Linked DNA regions of Mus musculus: region 1 is linked to region 2. Evidence: chromatin loops called from intact Hi-C (ENCODE). Cell type or tissue: gastrocnemius. All regions are shown on one strand.

Region 1 (8,000 bases), 100 kb after region 2:
CAGCACCTGATGTGGCGTGACAGCTCCTGATTTGTTGTTTGCCCATCACCCCATTACTACGCTGAGAGATGGGCAGTGACTAGGCGTGAGTTCACTCTTGCACTTGCGCATAAGGCTTGTTTACTAGTTAGGTGCAGTGGAAGCCAGCGCCATTTTATAATGGCGATTGCTCACAGCACGCATGCGATTGCTCGAGGCACGGCTCTCCACACCTGAATCTTTAAAAACATGCCTATCTTTTAAAGGTTGTAGTTTAACTTCGTGTGTGGGTGTGGGTGTGTGGGCATACACACACACATGCACATGCCCATATACACACATGAGTGTAGGGGTCTGAGGAGGCTAGGAGGTGACGGCTCCCCTAAACTGGAGTTGCACATGATTGTGAGCAACCCAACAACGGCCTAGTGCAAACAAAAATAGTACATGCTCTTAGCCGCTGAACTCTCTCTGGGTAGAAACACTGCTCCTTTAAACCCACAAGAATGTGTTCAAAGATTCTATCTGGACCTGAGGAGTTATACACTTTAAAAGTCGCTTCAGGGACCATTAATCTAGGAGCGCTAACCTTTTTGAATCTGCCAAGTTGTTTCATGGGCAAAGTTAGATGTGTCCTGTTCTTTCTTTGTTTAGTAAGTTAACGGATCTTTATGGCGCTGTCCTTATTTTGGATATGGAGAGAAACCCCCACGGTATTTATTTGTGCCACGTAGGTTTCTGACAGTTCTCAGAAAGGCTTATAATCAGGGATTTGGGGGAAAAAAGTGATGTTTCCTAAGTAAAGAAGATGATTTTCCAGACATGGAGTTAAAAGAGAAAGTTAATATAAGTCTTGCCGAGGAATGTGCCACTTCACAGAGTCACTTCTCAGTGCGATGCCACAGTGTAAATGGATCTTATTTGCAGTGTTCTTCAAACAACTTCTAGGGTACTCTGTGCTGTGGAATGAGATAGGTGCTCCCTCCTTAAGAGAACCAAATATAATGTGCTCAAAATGCAAGTAGAACTCAACGACTACTTCGGGCATATCCAGGACCTCGGTCTATTGAATGTGCCACCCACACTCCAAGTAGGCCTGCCCCCTCAGTTGCGGCTCACATGTCAATCAGCTCTGGAGTCTTCACAGACAGACTCCCCATTGTGCTTGCTGACTCTCCTACACATAGTTCAACCTGACAGTGGAGACTAAGCCCCACAACCAGACACGGGGGCACACGGTTGTGGGCCCAGTTATTGGAGACACAGTTTGAGGCTCTCTTCAATAACTTAGCGAGACTGTTCAAATCACAAATTTAAAAGAGGCTGGAGGTGTTTCTCAGTGAGACAGAACTTGCTAGAAAGGATGTAAGGCCGTAGGCTCTCCCCTGAGTAGGACTACCACAACAACAAAAAGAGCAAACAACATAGATGTCTTGACAGATGTATATCCACAATCATATTAGTTCCTCTGGAATAAAGACTGTGAGCATATCCACCTGTAGAACTCCCAAGCACACAGGGCAGACTTGAAGACAGACAATTGGAAGAGGTGCCGGTATGAAGGGGTAAGAGCCGGGTACTAGGTAGCCGGAGAGCAGTGAGCAGGACTGAGCCTGGAGCCTCAGAGGTGGGCAGGGGCAGTGGGGCTGGAGCAAGGGTGCAGGGAGAGGGGAGAGGGGTGGTGAACCTCTGGGGGGGGGGGGGGGGACTTTGCAGGTAGAGGAGAGAACCGAACACATGGAGGGAAAAGAGAGAACAGAGCAGAGCACTGTAGGGAGTGAAGCGCTCCTGAGAATCTGAGCAGGTGAGTAATGTGACTCACTGACTGACTGACTGACTTAGGTTCTCTGAGACCCCCTCTGGCTGTGGTAGACTGCAGGAAACCAGGGTAGGAACTGAGAGCCAGACCAGGGGCCTCCTTGGGGGAAGCTCTGCCCAACTGAGGTGGAGCTGTGAAGATGGTGAAAGTAGTCTCAAGACAGACATGTTCTGGAGTAGCTTCCATAGGATTTCTGTGATTGTGAAGCAGGTGTGGGAGTGAGTGGATCAGGGGTCTAGGAGTTGCCTCCAGTGTGCGTGTGTGTCTGAGGCAGGGTCCCATGATATAACCCCAGCTGGCTTCAAACTCACAGAGATCTGCCTCCCTCTGCCTCCTTAGTGCAGGGACTAAAGTGTTCCACCACCACGCTTGACTCCAGACACAGTTTAACTGAAACGAGAGGTTTCGGTTTGATTGTGTCATGTTCCCCATCAGCTTAAGAGTCTGAACACTTGATTCCCCCAGATGGTTAGCACCATTTTGAGAGGTCGTGGAACCTTTGTTTTGGTAGGGGGTTCCAGCTGGAGAAAGTGGGAAGTAGGTCATGCAGATTGGTGGTCCTTCTAGACCCTGCTCCCTGACTTCTGTCTCTATGCCTCCAGCTATCCCAGGCCTTCTCCAGGATGTATTGTATCCCCTGCACGGAATGCCGCAACAAATCATTCCTTACATTGTTCCTGCCAGGTGTTCTGTCACGGATACAGGGATCACGAAGAAGTAAGTGGGTGTGCCTACCAGACACTCACATAGGTCATCTAAGAGGCAGTCAGGTAGATGACAAATCTCCTGGACTCCGAGACAGGGTTCGAATGAAGTCATAGCTCCAGTCATCACTGGCACAGACGAGGCTGTTTTAAGTCTATGAGGCTCAGTCCCCTCAGGTTGCTATGGTAAATGCCTCACAGACGATCATAAACCACATAATGCCGTTTTTTCACATAGTCGACAATGGAAGTTCGAGATTAGGGCACCAGCAGATGCAATGCTTGCTGCCTTCACTGACATCTTTCCATGACTTCATGACAACCAGCAGAAAGGAGCTGGAGAACCAGTGATGTGGAGAAGGGTTGGGACCTTTATTCCCCATAGGTGGTGATGGAGCCCCTACAGGCAGAGCCTAGGCTAGGGGTCACGCAGACCCCATACCTGGAAGGGATTAATGCTGACCTTGCAGCGTTAATTTTTCCTGCAAGGAAGAGTAGTTACTTAAAAGGGGCCCTCTTAGGTCTTTTGCTTTCTGTCTCATCGTATGATTTCTTCTTCACAAGCTGCCACTGTAGAGATGCTGGTATCACACACTGTTAAGACGGGACTTCACATAGCTTGTGGATACTGGCATGCAGCAAGTGTAGTAAGAGTCTGCAAATGACTCCTGGCTGTCTGATGTCCTACTGGACTCTGAGCTGCCCGTGAGCCCGTGCCACCTTCTCTCTGGCTTTCACGTGACTTTGCTTGTCTGGTGCAGCTATAGCTCAGAACTGCTGAGAGGAGTGACTAGGTTTCACATGACAAGAGAAATGGCACGGCGGATGCCTGAAGGATACACAGCTCTCGAAAGAACTCTCGGCGTACGTGGGCCCTTCCCAGGGTCAAGAATTTGAAGTAGTTGCCCCATCATCTATTCCTGAACACTGGTGGAGTTTTGCACTAAAAATAGCTAGTCTAAAAATAAAAATTCCAGGACTAATCTGAGATTTGTCAACTGAACTGACGTCTACTTCTACATATTTGGACACATCAGTCCAGGCACTCAGACCTTTGGAGACATCTGAAACCTTGGTTTCATCTGGCATTATATACAGTCCTTAAGATGATACGTGGTTTTGTGTGGACATAATCAGGCAGTGTGTGAAGGGTTTGTTTGAAATAAAGCCTTTGTGCACAGAGTTCTGGTCTAGTTACCATACTGACACTGAATGAAAAACCTCAGAACATGAGCCACGAGAAGCCAGGAGTGTCTGCCATATCACAGTTAGCTCATTGCCAAGCAATTATGCTATTTTGATTTTGCAAGTAATTACAAGCCCCCATCCCAGTATTCTTGTTTGTTTGTTTTTTTTTTTTCTTTTCTTTTCCTTTTTAAAGAAATGGTCTCATTCTATAGCTGCCTTAGAACTTGCTATGTAGCTCAGGTTGGCCTTAGATTCATGATTCTTCTGCCTTGGTTTCCTAACTGTTGATGTCACAGGTGGATACCTCTGTACAGCCTCCTAAGTCCTTCCCCAGAGCTGATGTATACACTTCTGGGTTCTTACCAAGCCTCAGGGTGCATTCAGCTTGCCTCTCGATACCTCTGGTTTGAGCTGCTCTAACTCATTTTGAGTTGGTGGATTCAGTGCATCGCCATGGCTCACTGGAAATTAAGCCCAGAGAACCAATCAGCTTTCCTAACAACCTGTGTGATTTCTGATTGGTCACACACCATTCAATTCAGCTTCCTTTATTTTTATGAGGTATCATGATGAATGGGTGGGCTGGTCTTTTATTCAACCTCTTTATGCCCTTAGGAGTATTTAGCAACTTGACATCCCAGGCTTATACATAACTATTGTGTATAAAATGCTACTCCATTCAAGCAAAGCAAACTTCTTCGCAGCTGATCCCCAAATTTTTCTCTAGCACAGTAATAATGTAGGTGTGTCCAGGTGACTTTCCACACTGCTCTCATTCTGGTGTAAATGGAAATGTTCTGAGGTAGTTTGTCAGTTGACCAGCCTTTGGCCTCTCCTCTGTGGAGCTCTGCACGCTTCTGTAGGTCTTGGAGGTTTGAGGAATTCTAACTCAGTAAAGAAGCTCCTTTGCTGCTGACCCTTACAGATGTTATTATATCATTTAACTAAATCACACGGCTATCAAAAGGAAAGCAAAGTGCATGTCACTGGTGCTAGGTGGGGTAACAGTGATGGTTTGAATAGGAATGGCTCCCATAGTCTCATGTGTTTGAATGCTTGGCCCATACGGAGTGGCACTGTTAGGAGGTGTGGCCTTGTTGGAGGAAGTGTGTCACTGTGGGGGCAGGCTTCAAGGTCTCCTATGCATAAACTGTGACCAGTGTGGTAGACAGTCTCCTCCTGCTGCCTTCAGATCAAGATGTAGAACTCCCAGATCCTTCTCTGGCACCATGTCTGCCTGGATGCTACCAGGCTTATCTCCATGATGATAATGGACTAACCTCTGAAACTGTAAGCCAGGCCAAATTAAAGGTCGTCCTTTATAAGAGTTGCCTTGGTCATGGTGTCTGTGCCCAGCAATGGAAACCCAAACAAAGACAGTAACACTAGATGCTGTGACATCCCAATTTCTATGACATGGGACAACAGGGTTCATATCTCACTTGTGCAGCTGCTGACGTAATAGTGTTACACAGCCAGTGGCTATGCCTTCCCCATTGTCTCTGCGAGACTTGTGTCCCTTCCAAGCCATAGTCTCCACAGCCAATGCTGCCATACAGTTTCCCCACTAACCAGGGTCCCAGGAGAACACAAAGGTGTGCATGTCCTTATTTTAGAAGTGGCATGCTTGTTTTGCTCATAGTCTATTGGCTATATATTCAACCAAGTGTCCCCATCTGGAGGCTGGCTAGCTTGGCCATGATTAGGCAACTATGTCCAAGTTGTAACGTCAGGCTCAGAAATGGAGAAATGTGAGTTTTAGCTTATTACATTTATATGCTTATGCCATATCATATAATGAAAGTCATTAACATATACATTTTGAGCTGAGTATAGAGGCACATGCCTGTAATCTCAATACTTGGTATGCAGAGACTAGAAAGTACCAAGTTCAAGGCCAGACTGGGTTACATAGTGAGGACCTGCCTCAAACAAACAGAAGAAGAAGAAGAAGAAGAAGAAGAAGAAGAAGAAGAAGAAGAAGAAGAAGAAGAAGAAGAAGAAGAAGAAGAAGAAACAGAGCTAACCTTTGGATTATAACTAATACATGGAATTATACTATAAAGGGCACTTCACTAAAGGGATGTTGTTCAGTTAACATGGTATTGAAACACACATGTCATCTGCGTCATTTGTGTGGACAAATTGTGTGGACATGGTGGCTCTCCTTGCAGCTTTGGGTAGTTCTGTGATGTGTCCATAGCTTTGGGCATTTCTGAGATGTGTCCATTTCTGGCTGCTACCACACAGACAGACAGAGAAGTCTCAGTTGCTTCTCTTACCAGTTGCTGCCAAGCCTCCACTGCACCCTCGCAGACTCTCTGGAACTGTAACCCCAATTAAGATCTTAGAAGATGCCTTGGTCATGGTGTTTTATCACAGCAGTAGAAAAGTAGATAATACCGGTGGGTAGAAAATACCTGAACAGTATCCGGTTTCTCCTGGAGCAATGGACTCTTTCTCTCATTAACATCACAGCTCTCCTCTTAAGCACTTATCCGATGACTCAGTCTGCAACTACGATGCCACATTCTTTGAGTGTCAAACGGTCAAAGAGTGTGCATAACAAACAAAATGTAACTTTTAGGTACATGAACAAGACATATTTGCATATTTGGCAATATTTCTTTAGGACAAGATTCAGCTGCCTGTGAGATAAAAACCAAATAGAACTGTAGCTTACAAAGTAAAAATTCATTTGTACCAAGTCAGCAGGGAACTAGACCGATGAGCAGAGTAGCTGCATGCTTACCAAGAACTCACACTAAGGGCTGGGGAGATGGCTGGGGCTGAAACCCTTGCTGTGTGTACACGAAGGCCTGAGTTCAGATTCCAGAACACAGGGGTTTCCATGGTGGCCAGGACAAGGGTCTATAACCTGGGATGGGGGTCTATAACCCTGGGACAGAGATCCCTCAGAGACCAGCAGATTCCCAGAATTCCTGGACTCCTCCTGCCTAGCCAGTTGTATGAGCTATTATAAGTAATGGAGAAGATTGGACGTATATCTGAGGGTCTGCAGGGTTCTACACCAACATTTTTCCAATTTTCCATAAAGAAAGTTCTGCTAGCCACAGGGCCCTGGAAGCAAAGCCCCTTGGCCATTGACCATCGCTACAATTACCCAACCTTGCTTGTTTGTGCACGCCAAGCGAGTGCTCCACAGCCGTGCTGCTCCCCAAGCCCTGAGCTGAGCAAATTTTGAGCCTGGCCTAAGATAAAGATAAAAAGTGTCACCCAGTTAAAGAAAAACCAGTAGGCTATCAGCCCCTTCCAATTGTACTGCCCAGCCCCCACACTACAGCAAGTCCCCTGTATGGGAAAGAGAAGAAACCCAGCTAGGCATAGATAAGGAATCAGTGACCCAAGCAAAAAAGGGAGGTGCCTGGCCCAAGTGTAAACTAGATAGAAGCTAGGCTCACTGCTGAATTAAGCATTAAACAGATTCAAAGAAAAAGTATATAAAAGAAATAGTAGTTAAGAATTAATCTAGTCACGATTTGTACAGGGAGAGGGTAAGGTGATCTGGTATATGCCCTGGTCGCTGTTTCTCTGTGGTCTCAGGCTCCTGTTGGAAGGGTACTTCAGCTTGTCCAACTCTGAACCTTGGTGCTTTTCGTTCTTGGAAGCCTGTGATTTCTACTTTCCCCCTGCTACCCTGCCATTCACGCCCATTTTGAACACCAAAGCTTCTTGGAGCAGGAGAAAGGAGAGCAATGGTCTAACTTAGGCAAAGCAAAGGCTAGAAAGGAGAAAGGTGACTGACTTGGTGAGTCTCCCTGTGCCACACACTCTGGAGAGAAGTGACCGCAGAGGACTCCAGGGTCCTCTCCAGAGAGCCCCCAGTACTACTGGGACTTGTGACCAGGTGGTAGGAGGCTTCCCCAGGAGGTATCTGGAGGCCTAAAGCCAGAGCACTTCACAGCTGCCTGGGAGGATCTCTGTGTGGTGAAGGGAACTGTGGCTAGCTGGGAACCACAGGGATAAGGCTAGCCACACATAACATCTATCTGAGTTGGGAATAGTGTCAGAGCCTGTAACCCCAGGGGCTAGAGAAGCTGAGATGGGAGAGTGGTGGGTTTGAGACCAGCCTGGCAAATGTAATGAGACCCTGGTTCAAAAAACAAAACAAACAACTACGTGATTTTGTTGTTGTTGTTTGTTGTTTTTACCAAGTACTCCATGATAAATCACACCATCAGCCTGTCTTCAATTTTTAATTGTAAAGCAGTCTCACTAAGCTGCCCAGGCAGACCTGGAAAGTACTGGTCCTCCCTCAGCCGCCAGGGTAGCTGGGGTCACAGACCTAC
Region 2 (8,000 bases):
AAAAAGCATTTCTAGGAATAGGAACTGAAAGCCTGGTCCTGACCACTCCTTTCGAGAAAGCACGTTCATGTCTCTGCCTGCAGAGTGCTGTGCGCTCCTCCCACAGCTGCAGTGTCCTCTGTCCCTGTCTTTCCCAGCCTGTGTCTGCTTCTTATTCCTATAGGAAGCCCCTCTTCCCAGTGCCACAGCTGGCCACTTCCTGGCTAAGCCCTCCACTTAGGGACTCCAGGCATCCCTTCTGAAATCTGAACTCATACAGCAGCACTTCCTGTCCCGTGTCATTTCCGCCACATGCCTCCTTTTTAGCTGCAATTAGGAACTCGGGGTCATGAAAGCCCTTCCTGGTCACCTTCGGATCATCTTGAAGTTTTACCCTTTCTACAGTGAGATCCTCAAACTGCTGGCAGACAGGCCCTGGGCCTTTATTTAGGGCTAGGTTTCTCTACCAAGATCCCATGAACCCAGATACAGGGCTCTTGTAGCCCCTGACCTGAGACACTGCCACTGCAGAGAGCTACCCATTTCTGGGGGTCTGAGGTTACACACATTCATCACACAGAGGCCAGAGGTTGATGTTGGGCATCTTCCTTTAAGTCGTTTTATTAAACCTCCTGTCTCCACCTTCCCAACACTGGGAATACAGCTCTACACCACAGCACCCAGCTTTTTACCCGGATGCTGAGTATACAGGACTCAGGTCCTCATGCTGAATAGCCAGCTAGCCACCTCTCCAGCCCCAGAGCCACCGATTTCGTAATCTGTGAATAGGCAGAATCTGTCCCCGAAGCTTAGGACTCAGGGTATGTGGCTGAGGGTAAGGGGAGTGATCAAGAACCATCCTGGGATCCTCTGCCAGGCCTGATCAACCCCATCAGTACCAAACAGCCTTTCAGTTCCCTTCCCCACATGCTAATGCCACTGTCATTCACTCTGCCCAGTGAATCCTCTTCAGGGAACAGCAGTGGAGGGCAGCCTTTCTGGCCTCTTGGGTTGGAATATGTACTGCCTGGCTGAGTTTGAATTCCTGGACCAGCTGGGCTGGGGGTTGCTATTCCAGGAGGGTGGAGTGGCCTCTTTTTTGGCTCCTGAGGGGTATCTTTAATGCCACCCACCAATAGCAGTATGCCTCAACATCTCCGTGTGCCAGGGTGAGACATATGGTGTATTTTTACCAAGTGTGCAGATCTGGACAGGAAAGGAAGCTCATCACTGGCACTTCCTTATTTGGCCATTGTTCCTTGCTTCCTTCCCAGCTTACTCCTCTCTGCTCATTTTTCTTCCTCCCCTCCATGCCTGTGAGTGGACTTCCGGGTCCTGCCCCATCCCTGTTCTAGCTGGAGACTTTTCCCTTAGCGTATTACAGTCTCCACTTTGGTAGCCTCCATCAGTTGCCATCCCATTGCCAGAACGGACTCATGCTGGCCCTGCCCCAGGCCCCGACACTCATATGCATGCTACGAACACCTAGTAAATGCCACAAGTCTGGATGCCCAGCCTTCCTAGTTCCTCCATCCTGGGACCCCCATTTGGCCTATAGAGTTATCTAGCTATATGTGCTTTTTACAGACAGTACCGTATAACCGCGAGATGCAGAAACTGCCCCCATTTGTTAGCTTTCTAACTTCAAAGCTTCTTCCCTCTCTGACCTCAGTTTCTGTGAGTATAAAATGGAGATGATACTTATTTCTCAGGATTACCAAAATTAGGTATGAGTAAGGTTATACCTAAGGTGTGGTAATGGCCAGTAGTATCTGCTGTCTTTTTCTCTCTAGTTGACTGTATAGATTCTTTATTTATTTTTTTTAACCTAGAAGTTGGAGGGCCAGTATTCATATCAGTTAGGTAAAGGAAATAACAAACAGCCCTAGAAACTCAGGACAGTCATCTGTTTATATTCACAGAAATTTCTAGACACAAACTCTCAAATTCCCAATTAATTATCCTATATAAAAATGATGTACTATTTGCATACAACCTACATATGGCTAGCTGCCTGTGTATTTTAAGTCATCTCTAGATTACTTTTTAGACCCAGGCTAATGTAAATGCTATGCAGAAAGCTGTTACACTCAACATTTAGGGAGTAAGAAAAGCCTGAGCATTATACATGTTCAGTGTGGATGGATTATTTTCCAGAATATCTTTTATCCACAGCCGGTTGAATGCATGGATACAGAACCGTCAGGTGATTGCCGTTCACAGTGATAGTTAGCATCTTCTCTGTTGTGGGTCCCTCTCTGGGAAGAACAAAATCTGGCTTGTGCCAGAAGAAGAGACTGGGGATGGTGTCAACCACCAGTGACTGCCCAGCAGTGCGGAAGATGCAGAGGGGGATCCTGTTTCTTAAAGTGCAATGTCACTACTTAAAGTCACTGTCACTTGGACATAGAAATAGTTAAGAGGAGATTCAGGCAGTATCTCCATAGTCCTTCCTGTACTGTAAGCATGCTAAGTCCTGAGGATAAGCCACCTGCTCCTGCTGCAATCCAGTCTTAGCTGTGCCTGGCAGCAGGCAACAGAGGCCTGTACTGGTTAGTGTCTCACAGATTAGCCCCCTATCACTGTGGGCCTGCAGGCAATAAAAAATGTGTAAGTTTCCAAACACCCATCATTTAGGCTCAGCACAGCTTAGATGGATCTTCCTCCTGCTACTGTGTACACTGGAGCCATTTTACCATGTTTATGCTGTGCTTGTTACCAAAAAATCTTCCTAGGTTTGCTGACTGCAGATGAAACACAACCATTTGACAGTTTGGGCTCTGGGTCTAGCAGTCTACCTTAAATAATGGGAGAGTGGCAGAGCTTCTCTGAGTCTCATTTGTGTGGAGAGGATTGGCAACTCTACTGCCCACCCCAGTTCTGAGGGGTAAATGGATGTTTTGGGGAAATTAGAGCAGAGCCTTCTGTCCACTGAACACTCAGTGCAGCCTGCTCAGGCCCTGGGGCTACAGTGGGAGTCCAAGCAGGCAGCAGCATTTGGCTGGTTTGGTTTGGTTTGTTTCTCTCAGAGCCCTGCCCCAGGGCAAGGGCTGGGTAAATATTTACATGGGATGGGAAGTTTAAAATCCTGCTTCTTCTCCTGAAGTAATAAGAACTCTTCCTTCCCAGAAAGTTGATCAATCCTGAATCCTCAGGGTCGGAGGGGACAGCCAGTTCTGTCAGTGGTGGAAGGTTTTCATGGCTTCTTCTCTCGCTGGTGCTTTCTGGAACCTGGCTTCCACTCTCCCTTTGGTTGGTGACTCTGGCATGGCAAAAATCAAGGCTCTTGATAGTTCAAGAGCTGGTGGCAATGCAGCCATGGTAATGGGCCAGCTTCTTTCTGTGGTATGGCATGATCAGGGTTTTATTTCATGTGGCTTTTGCCTGCCTGTATCTCGCTGTGTTCCTACTGTCAGGAAGGGACCAGAGGACGCTAACAGATGCTAACAGTATGTGAAACCCAGAGCTGGAGGCAGCCTGTTTGGGTAACGGGCTGCTTTCAGCCCCATACGTTCCAGGGCCACCACCTTTCCTGCATAGGCAGCCTTGGGCTATGCAGTTCCCTTCCCACTCAGAGCTCTGCTCTGTCTTTTCTCCGTCCTCTAGGGACTTTCTGTACCAGGCCCCAGGTGGCAAAGCCCTGGCTGCCTCTGTCCCTCTCAGCCATTGCTCTCCTGGAAGCCCCAGGGATCGTCTTACCTCTGCACTTGCTGCTGCTTGTCTGTCTAGATGCTTTCCTCGTGGCTGTCTGCAGCACAGGCCTACTCACTTGAACAAAGATCTTTCCGACACGCTTCTTCCTCCAAGAGACCCTTTGAAGCCTCCTCACCTTCACCCTTCTACCTCTACCTCCCCTAGGTGCAAACCTCCTGTGACATATTGTGACTCACTTCTTTGCTTGATGGTTTTCCTCCCTGATAGTCCAGTCCACCGAAAGCAGGAGCTATGCCTCCAGCGCCTGGAACACTTTGTACTCCATAAATGTGTGCTGAAAAGAAGGGATCAACTTACAGCTAACAAATGTGTCGAGCTTTGAGGGAAGGGATCCACCAGCCTGCAGGAAAGAAAGTGAACAGGGACCCACGGTGGTATGGAAGCATTGCCTGTGCATGCTCAGAAGGTGGCTGAGGCTAAGAGCCAGCCTGACACTGGTGTCACACAGTGGCATTCTCCAAAGTTGGCAGAGGGAGCTTTGGGCAGGTGGGCAGGGCTCTGGCTAGCAGAATACTGGACAGGCAGAGAGAAGCAGGTCTTGCCACTGAGGCCCAGTTAGTTGACTTCCCAGGGTGACCAGTCAGACTGGTGGCTCACCCAGATATTCAGAGATGGGACAGCGTCTCCTGTCAGGTAATTTTTCCCTCAGAAACATTCTCTGCTACTGACCTCACTTCAGCTACAGAAACCCTGAGTCTACACGGAAGAGAAAGATGGACTTTTCCTTGTGACTTCAGTCAGGAGGAGAGGGTGGGGCTGAGGAAGTGGTTTGTGGCATCCAGGAGTGTTCCTCTGGAGAGGGTCAGCTGAGTCCCCAGGAAGAAGCTCCTTGTCCAAGACCATCCTCCTTCCCCACCAGACCAACAGAGCACAACCTTGGGCAGACATGGGAGGAGTTTGGGGCGTGGCGGGAGAAAGCCGTGCTAGTGAGAGAGACTCTCAAATGGGTTTTAAAGGAGTAAGGTTGACATGGCGCTGTTCAAAATTGGAAGATCAGGGCTTGAGGGAGGTTGTTTTTTAATAAATGCTTAAGTTACATCCTTATAAAAACTCAACTCTGATGGTTGGCTGTCATAACTGGTGACTATGGGCAGAGTCTTAAAGTAGAAGTCTCCCATAATTCCAGACAAAACAAGCCTAGATAGGTAATTTTATAGTTCACACAACTACACACTGAACACCTACATGTGTACAGCACAGAACTATGGTAGGACAGTCAAGGCATCAGTTATTAAAACAGGCCTTAGTCGTGGGCAGGTGGGTGGGGGAGCACCCTTATAGAGGCAGGGGAAGGGATGGGATAGGGGGTACCGAAGGGGAGACCTGGAAAGGGGAAAACATTTGAAATGTAAATAAAGAAAATATCCAATTAAAGAGAAAAAGAAAAGAAAAAGAAGAAGAAAAAGGAAAGGAAAAAGAGGCCTTTATCTTAGTCGGACTCTATGATTAACTTAGGACAGGTTGAAGACCTTGAATTCTGAAGAAGAAATGCAAAGAGTAGAAGGCCCAGCTGTTGTCTCTGCAGTATTTACTGGCTGTTTCACCAAGGTTGGAATTTTCTTTGGGAGGTGGTAGAAGAGTTCTGTGTGTTGATCGTGGTGTTTTTTACAATCATATACAACCATCAGAAGACATCGAATTTTAGGTTAGATGTGGAATGCAGTCTTTGTGCATAGGTCCTACTCTTACAATGTTAAATCTTAAAAACAAACAAACAAAACCCAGGCCTTAGTCCTCCCTGGCCATACCCTGTACTGCTATGCTGCACTGTTGCCACTAGCCACAGGTGCCCATTCATACTTAAAATTGAGATTCCTCAGCCACAGGAGAATTTCATGAGCTCAGTCAGCATCCTTAGCTGGTGGCTGTTGTTAGGCAATGGATACATATTTTCAATCCCTACAGGAAGTCCTATTGGACAATGATAGTCTAGAGCAGTGGTTCTCAACCATCCTAATGCTGTGACCCTTTGATACAATTCCTCACGTTAGTGGTGACCGCCCCCCACCATAGAATTATTTCATTGCTAACTCATAACTATAAATTCGCTATTGTTATGAATCGTAATGTAAATATCTAACCTGCAGGATAACCTATATGTGACCCTTAAAGGGCTTGCGACCCACAGGTTGAGAACCACTGTGCTGTAATGACTGCTTACAGTTGGTACCAGGGTACCCTGGTAATTATAAATATGCTTGCCTCTACATGGTAGACAGAGACCATTTAGCTCATCTACTGTATATCCTGTTCAGGAACCTACTCTTGTCTCTTTCTCCAGCATGAACATCTTTTTTTTTTTAATCAGTAACAGATGAACATACTCACTTTGTCTCCTAGTGATGGATATTTGGCGGATGCTGAAGTTTGACTATCACGTGACTGTCCTTGCCACTTAAATCTAGCTCTCTAGCCCTCTTTTACCAGTGATGTCCAGTGAGGTGGCAGCCAGCATGCCAAGCACAGTCAGCACTCAGCACTGTCATCAACTTGTGGTGCCTTCGCAGATGTCCAAGAGCATGTGTCTAGTTGTCCCAGCCTCCAGAGCATCAGCCTCCATCAGCCCCTTTACCACCCACAGGAGGCTTTTGGAGATGTAGAGTCCCAAAGCCACAGTCATTCCCTCTAAGGAGGGTTGTTTCCGTTTTGTTTGTTTGTGCCACCCGCCCCCCATAAACATACTCATGAAGGCACATACATGCATGAGCATGCACGTGCACACACAGTGTTCACACATAGCCTCTTTTGTATCCAGGCTTGTGATAGTTTTATTGACCATCTCCTGGGTACCTGGCTTTCAGAAGGCACCATGTCTGTTATATGAGTGTACAATGGAACCCTTGTAGCCTAGGAGGGGGAGCAGGGGGCACATGGGTATCATTAGGCCTGGTCCCCAGCTCTGAGCATGGTGCTTCCCTGGTAAGGAGGCAGAGAGTCTACAGAAGTGAAGGCAGTTGTGCGCTGGTGTGGGAAGAGAATTCGAGTGTTATCAACCTGGCCCATCAGGGCTGATTGCTTTTTCTCCTTAATGGAGGCCCAAAAGGAATTCTAATCATTTTGGTGTCTTTATTTCTAAAGTAACTCAGCCTCCCCTACTCGCCCGTATAGCTCTTCTCAGCCTGCAGGACTCTACAGAGTTCACTCTGATTCCCTGGTTTGGATCCCCATCCTGTAAAGGGAAGAATTCTGAGCCTCTGCCCTTAACTTAGTCACCCTCTGTGACAGCAGAGACAGAGTAATTCTGAAGACAGCTGCTGGCTTAAAAATGACCCTGCTCAGAAGCCACTGAAAGCCTAGATACCCTGAGCCTTTGTAATCATTTACTTTTGCTGACAGACTTTAAGACACATTCGAGGCATTGCTATTCATCTTGAGTTCTCTACTAGATGTGATAGGAAGTGATAAGCAGCTGTGTAGGAGCCTAACTCAGTGTGGGCTTGGACCATGGACCATCTAGAGGGCTGCATCCATCCTCCCAGTGCAATCATCCCTCCTCTTGCAGCCCTGTTCCATCCTGACCCTTCTGCATCCCAGCTCCCCCTGGAGCAGGACCTGACTGTGCTCAGAACCTGGACTTTTAGACTTTGGGGGCAGACACTTGCCTGAAGGCTCACTGGATCCTTCTGCCCTTCATACTCATGGCGCCTGGCATCACAAAAGGGATGGGGAGGAGGGCACTGCTCTCACCCTTCTCTTTCTTGCCCCAGGCCCATTAGCAGCCTTTCTGGCCCACATCCCATCTCTGAATCAGCCATGACCAACCCACACATGAATCCACACTACCTCCAGAAAAAAGTACAGAAAAGCAATAGATAAAGGGCCTCATTTAGTAGAAGCTTAAATTTCAAGCGGAGCAGTGCTGGCTCCGGTCAATGGAGAGTTACAACAGCAGGTGCAGGGGACCTTCAAGGAGGGGCAGAGAGTGATTTGTGTGCGTGCTGGGGGAGGGCAGAGGCCCAGGCACATTTGATCTGTCTGCTACTGGAAGAAAAATAAACTCCATTTGCACTTCTGTTCTTAAAGGAAACAAAAGGTTTGAAAGAAACTTTAGGCCAACTACCTTCTCGTCTATTCTTCTGACTCTCTCAAATAGATCAGAAAATGATCCCAGGTTATTACCCACCTCTCCTTACCCCAAAATATGGTATGGGAGACACTGCCACCCCCACCAACCCCAGAGTACAGTCCTTGCTCACAGAACCTTCCTCCCAGTGCAATCATCCCATCAGCTTGGTGACTCTGAGCTCACGAAACATAATGGAAAAGAAGGTTTCAAAGCAATCTTCTAAGTGACTGAGAGCAAGAGT

What was found. Peaks named below come from ENCODE experiments on the same cell type or tissue, not always from the same donor. Only the 100,000 strongest peaks of a DNase experiment are listed, where the experiment ranks them.
Region 1: it touches region 2 in a loop (2.3-fold over the local background); 3 of 42 quality-filtered maps call a loop at or near these places.

What each region holds. Positions count from the first base shown.
Region 1 is chr5:74,143,172-74,151,171 of GRCm38, reverse strand. No RefSeq gene overlaps it. Among named protein-coding and RNA genes, the nearest start is that of Gm32002, 14 kb to the left of the region's middle. In gastrocnemius, no CTCF peak of the experiment used is centred here; no DNase peak of the experiment used is centred here; H3K4me3 peaks cover 413 bases; H3K27ac peaks cover 1,292 bases.
Region 2 is chr5:74,246,145-74,254,144 of GRCm38, reverse strand. The region is part of intron 5 of Scfd2 (Sec1 family domain containing 2); the gene reads left to right. Among named protein-coding and RNA genes, the nearest start is that of Rasl11b, 55 kb to the right of the region's middle. In gastrocnemius, no CTCF peak of the experiment used is centred here; DNase peaks (open chromatin) are centred at 1,059, 2,946 and 4,161; H3K4me3 peaks cover 253 bases; H3K27ac peaks cover 3,152 bases.